Linked DNA regions of Homo sapiens: region 1 is linked to region 2. The links are chromatin loops, found by intact Hi-C in ENCODE. Cell type or tissue: left ventricle myocardium inferior. All regions are shown on one strand. Links, peaks and the distances in the headings refer to the core of each region. The heading gives the core; the rest is flanking DNA.

Region 1 (2,819 bases), core at 285-2,784, 89 kb before region 2:
CAATTATCTCAATGTCTGATATGGTCTGGGTCAGTTCTGTAATTACAGCTAAACTCAAAGTTCTAGCAGGTTCTGCAAACAAACACTGATAATTCTAAGGGTAAGGTTAAAGCTTTATTTCTTACTTTTAAAAAATATATATCCCCTATTTGGCTGCTGGAAGATGAAAAATATGGCAAAGACAGGTATTTAAAGGACCATACAATAACCACAAAAATTAAAAACAATTATTTTAATGACCTGGTGCCCCTGTTCTAGAGTCCACTGATTCTTGTAACTCTTATGTTCCACCAAAATCTACTCTATTCATTAACTTTTTGAGGAAATTGCTCTCATTCAATAGGGTTACCAAATAAAACACAAATATTGCATGGGACATACTTATACTAAAAAAATTATTCTTTATTTATCTGAAATTCTTACATAAATATGCATCCTGTAGTTTTGTTTTCTAGGTTCAGCAAGTACATGGAATATTACTGGAAGGACTCTTGTCCTTTCCCAGGAACCCTTCCCCTCCCTCCTGGGGATATCTAGGATTTTGACACTAATCTTGTTACCGCAGAGCTATACTAGAAGTTCAAACAAACAAAATCTATGTTACTCACATATAAAACCTTCAGTGTCCAGGTTTCATAGAGACAGGGATGTTTCCGGAGCTGTCTAGGTGTTTAACTCCTCCCTTCCCACTCACCCACACAGACACACACAAACACACACACACACACACACACACACACACACACACATAACACACAGAGGTAATAAGCTAATGTTCACCTCATTTTCCCCTCCAACAAGACAGAGTAGATCTTGTAAGCAGGAAGAAAAGCTGCTTCTATATGTCCCAGCACAATGGCCCTCCTGTGAGCACCATACAGGCTCCTTGGCCTGCACCATCATTGTCTGCTTTATTGGTTGCTTCCACTTGATAGGCCATGTCATTGTATCATTGAACATCCACATAAATAGACTCATGTTTATGCTGTAATTAAAAGGGAACAGTTTGGGTTACTGGAACAAGTCTCTCCTTGTCGCAGTTTTTTGCACACCAGCTAGAGAAGATCTCTGATCTACGCTGGGTCATTTTTCTCCTACTTAGTCCACCAAATCCCCAGCTGCTGGCTCAGGCCCACCCGTTGATTAGTACTGTCCTGTATGATACTCTTGTTGCGGTTAAAAGGAATTAACAGTCCTCTAGTCTAAACCCCGTGTTTGACAAACAGGGCTCTTGAAGTCCAGAGAGGTGATGTAACACATGGCGACCACGGAGATATTTAGCAGCCTGTACTGGACAAGGTCCCAGGTCTTCCAGCCATTCAGTGTTCTTTCCAGCACCACCCTGTGCCTCCCTCAACAACATACCTTTATCTAAGGCAGAACTGACAAAGTCGAGTCCGAGGAAAATAATTCTTGCTAGGCAGTATTATAGGAAATTGCTTTATAAAACAGACAATTAATTTGCTCACTTATAACAAATGACCATGTCCCTTGTGGAATAAATACTAACTCCTATCTAGAGCAGGGTTAGCAAACTTTTTCAATAAAGAGCCACACACTATCTGTGTGTCTCACTCAAATCTCCCTTTAGGAGAACCTGCTGTGAGGAACATAGCTTATTAAGAGGCTCCAACTGCCACATTTTTCAGTCCACCAGGAGGCATCATTTGCCCCATAACCACATTCTCCTAGGGCTATTCTCAGCCCATAACTGAATATGCTGGGGGTACTACAGTGGGCCATTTCTGTCTAACATGAGATTACTCTAAAGCAAAGGGTGGAAACTTTTCTATAAAGATCCAGATAATTAATATTTATATTTTTCCATCCACATGTTCTCTGTTGCAACACTTTAACTCTGCCAGTTAAGCATGAAATCAGTCATAGGCAATATGTATATGAATAGATATGACTGCATCTCAATAAAACTTTAATTACAAAATCAGGTAGCAGGCCAGATTTGTCCCATGGGCCAAATAGTTTGCCAACCCTAGCTTGAAAGAGCTCAGGGACTACCCCTTGACCTGGCAGAACATTTCTCAGAACTGTGCATGATCTGAGGCTCTTCCTACTCAGTCTTTCCCTCCATCTCTCCTTTCACTTCTTTCAGACCTGTCCACTCCTGCTCTCTACCTACTCCTCCTCCTTCCAGTTCTTATTCTTCACAGGTGTTTCACTCAATAAAATCTCTTGCATATTTCATTCCATGTTGGTATCTGCTACTTTGAAGATGCAACTGGCACTCCTTGTATTTATTTTAAATGTGATTGGCTGCCAGTAGATTCTGTGTAAGTTAGGAATAAAATGAGACACAAAGTAAAAATTGCTGCATTGGTCCCATTCAAGAAAAAAAAGTAACTAAAAATAAAATGATATACGTAAGTTAAATATATTATAAGGTGTGAAAGAGGGAGAGAGTATAATGTCATAGAAATTATAAAGGACTGCCCTCAAAAGATCTGGGACAAGCTCTTGCTTTGCCTTTTTCTAGCCCTATGGCCTTCACTCTTTAAACTCATCTCAGAAATGGCTTCATCCCACATTGCCTGCCTCACAGGATTATCAAAAGCAAATCACTAGCATTCACGTCATCACCTGTGTTTGTTATCACATTTGAATAGTTGCACCTCTTTTTATCCCTAGTTAGAGCCACATCATTTCATTGAGGAGCTGAATTTTTTATTTTATAGGAAATTTAAGGTTATTCCCTGTAGAGGTATAACAAAGCCTACGTACACTTCAAATAAGTTATCCTGGCTGGCCCTTGTCCTTAGTTGGAATATGATGATAATGCAGCCAATGTGGCAAACTTGATCCCC
Region 2 (2,819 bases), core at 63-2,562:
TGATCCTCAAGTCACCACAATGCAAAACCTGAGTCGTTGCCCCTCCCCTCAAATCCCGTATTCAGCCACCAATTCATTTTGCTTCTTCCTCCCCTGTCCCTTTCTCTCTCCTGGTTTATATCACCATCTCATCAATCCACCCTGAGCCTTGAATCACATTTGATAAATTCCCAGCCAGTGTTCCACCCTCTACACACTTTTAGCATATTTTAATGTCAATTCACTATGGATAAAAATACCAGAGTATTCTTTCGAAAAATTCCACTAATGGCTTCCCTCTACACATGAGATAGAATCCAAGTGCCAGGCCAGGCATGGTGGCTCATGCCTATAATCCCAACACTTTGGGAGGCTGAGAGAGGAGGACTGCTTGAGGCCAGGAGCTCAAGACCAGCCTGGGCAACAAAGCATTTCTGTGAAAAATTTAAAAAACTAGCCAGGCATAGCCATGTGTGCCGGTAGTCCTGGCTACTCAAGAGGCTGAGGTGGGAGGATTGCTTGAGCCTGGGATTGCGCCACTGAACTCCAGCCTGCACCACTGAACTCCAGCCTGGGCCACAGTGTGGGACCCTGTCTCAAAAAAAAAAACTAAATAAAAAATAAAATTCAAGTGCCCTGTCGAGGAAATCAGATCCTGTCTTTCCAGCTTTATTTCCCACATTGGCATGTTCTCCTCCTCATATCCCCGACCCTGGCTTCTGCCATTACAGTGTCTGGCCAAATCCTGCACTTTGCTAGGTACCTGTTCAAGTCCCCTTACCCCTCACCCCTATGAAGACATTCCTAATAACCCCAGTCCCAAGTGCCAACTCCATCTTCTAGTGAACCTCTTGCCTATAGCCATATACTCATTCCCAAAGGCTGCTTCAGGGAAAAATCATCTTCTATGATTTCCCCTCACCAAAACAAACAAACAAAAAGAACAAAAAATCTTCTGGGGTCAAATAAATTTAGGAGATATGCATCCATACATATAGCGATAATAGTTACCACATTGAGGGTATGGGTCAACCACTAGTTTTGTGTATGATGTTCCAGTTAATCTGTACAACAACCCCCTGTGGTACTCTTCATATCCTAGTCTACAGACAGTAAACTGAGGTGGACTAGTCTGTTTTCATACTGCTTAAAAGAACTACCCAAGACTAGGTAATTTATAAAGGAAAGAGGTTTAATTGACTCACAGTTCCGCATGGCTAGGGAGGCCTCAGGAAACTTACAGTCACGGTGGAAGGCAAAGGGGAAGCAAGGCACCTTCTTCACTAGGCTGCAGGAAGGAGAATGAACGCAGGAGGAATTACCAAACAGTTATAAAACCAACAGATTTCGTGAGAAGTCACTCACTATCACGAGAACAGCATGGGGAAACCACACCCATGATCCAATTACCTCCACCTGGTCTCTCCCTTGACACGTGGGGATTATAATTCAAGATGAGGTTTAGGTGGGGACACAAAGCCTAACCGTTATCATGAAGTGAACTATTTAACAACCCATAAGCCTCAATTTTCTCATCTGTAAACTAGGATTCAAACAAGGCCATCTAACTTCAGAGCTTGTGATATGCTCTCCTTGAATATGTATTGTCAGTTCAATTTTCAGGTATATAAAATGCTATGCAAATATAGGCACTTGTTTCCCTCAACTAGTCTGCAAGCTTTCTGGGGGCAAATGCCAGTGCTGAGGAAACGTTTGTATCTCCCACAGAGGAGTGCACACGGCCACAGCGAAGGCCCATCCTCCCAATAAAGTGGCTGATATTTAAAACTTTTCACATTAACGGACCATTTTCAATGTATAAAAACAATCTGTTATAATTTTTCAAGGCACTTTCCCATCTGTTATTCCATTTTATTTTCATAACAATATTCAGGTAGGTTAGTGTTTTTAGTGCTTTTTGTACACAAGAAAATTGAGAAACAGAAAAGTTAGATGACCTGCCCAAGAGTGGACAATGAAGATTTGGCCTCCTACCTCTCAGCTCAGCCAAACCACAGTCACAGTCCCTCTCGCCACTGACACAAGTGTCCCACCTGGCCTCTCTGGCAGGGGCCCACTGTCCACCTCAAGTGAGGCACCTTCAGTCTGCTCAATCACCCCCTGGACTGTCAACCTCAGAGACATAGAAAAATGTAACTTTTTTTTTAGAAAACACTAAATAAAAGCTTTCTGAAGCATCTGCCTTGAATCTATTCAGGCCGCTGTTTTGTGGAAATTAAGTCACTGCCTCTCTGAAGTGAATTACAGGAAGAATACATGATATTACACAAAATCAAGCTCCCATTCCTTTTGTGACTGCTTTCTTTTTCTTACACCTTTTGTTTATCCAATCATGTTGCCTGTTTGTTTCAATATTTGAACACTATAATTGGAACATAAACTATAATAGGTCTCTTTACATCTCCTTGTGGATATGTGTATGGAAATTGTTCACACACAGGCAGAGACGTAGCCTTTACTGGGTAGAACTCAGTCCTCTCACCTTTGCAAGGACACATTTTCTGTTCTCAAAACCTTTGCCCAAAGTAATGGGCTTCGGTATTTCTCTAGGCAGTAATCTACTTTTTCTCAAAAACTCCCTCTGGTCTGCAGGGGAGGCTGTTTTCAATGAATTTTTCCATCCTTTCCTTTCTCATCGTCTTTTTCCTGATCAATGTTTTAGTCTAACTGCTTGATTTTCAAATTACTTTGTAATTACAAAATGTTTAGCTAATTTTAGCTTAATTCCAAAAAGCGATTTTCATTGGTGCCATCTCTGTCTTTGTCTGTTTCTTTCCTTGGCAATATTGTAGCTAGATGTGAAATTAATTGTGCCCTGA

The links. Peaks named below come from ENCODE experiments on the same cell type or tissue, not always from the same donor. Only the 100,000 strongest peaks of a DNase experiment are listed, where the experiment ranks them.
Region 1: a loop joins it to region 2, with 2.3 times the contacts of the local background. A loop is called at or near these places in 43 of 110 quality-filtered maps.

The regions. Positions count from the first base shown.
Region 1 is chr12:58,442,591-58,445,409 of GRCh38, reverse strand. It overlaps LOC105369788 (a long non-coding RNA gene), which reads right to left and starts at 853. Exons shown (of 4, transcript XR_945006.2): 1 at 781-853. In left ventricle myocardium inferior, for the core only: a CTCF peak has its summit at 1,635 (motif pointing right); no DNase peak of the experiment used is centred there; H3K27ac peaks cover 529 bases.
Region 2 is chr12:58,353,626-58,356,444 of GRCh38, reverse strand. No RefSeq gene overlaps it. Among named protein-coding and RNA genes, the nearest start is that of LINC02403, 270 kb to the right of the region's middle. In left ventricle myocardium inferior, for the core only: no CTCF peak of the experiment used is centred there; no DNase peak of the experiment used is centred there; H3K27me3 peaks cover 289 bases.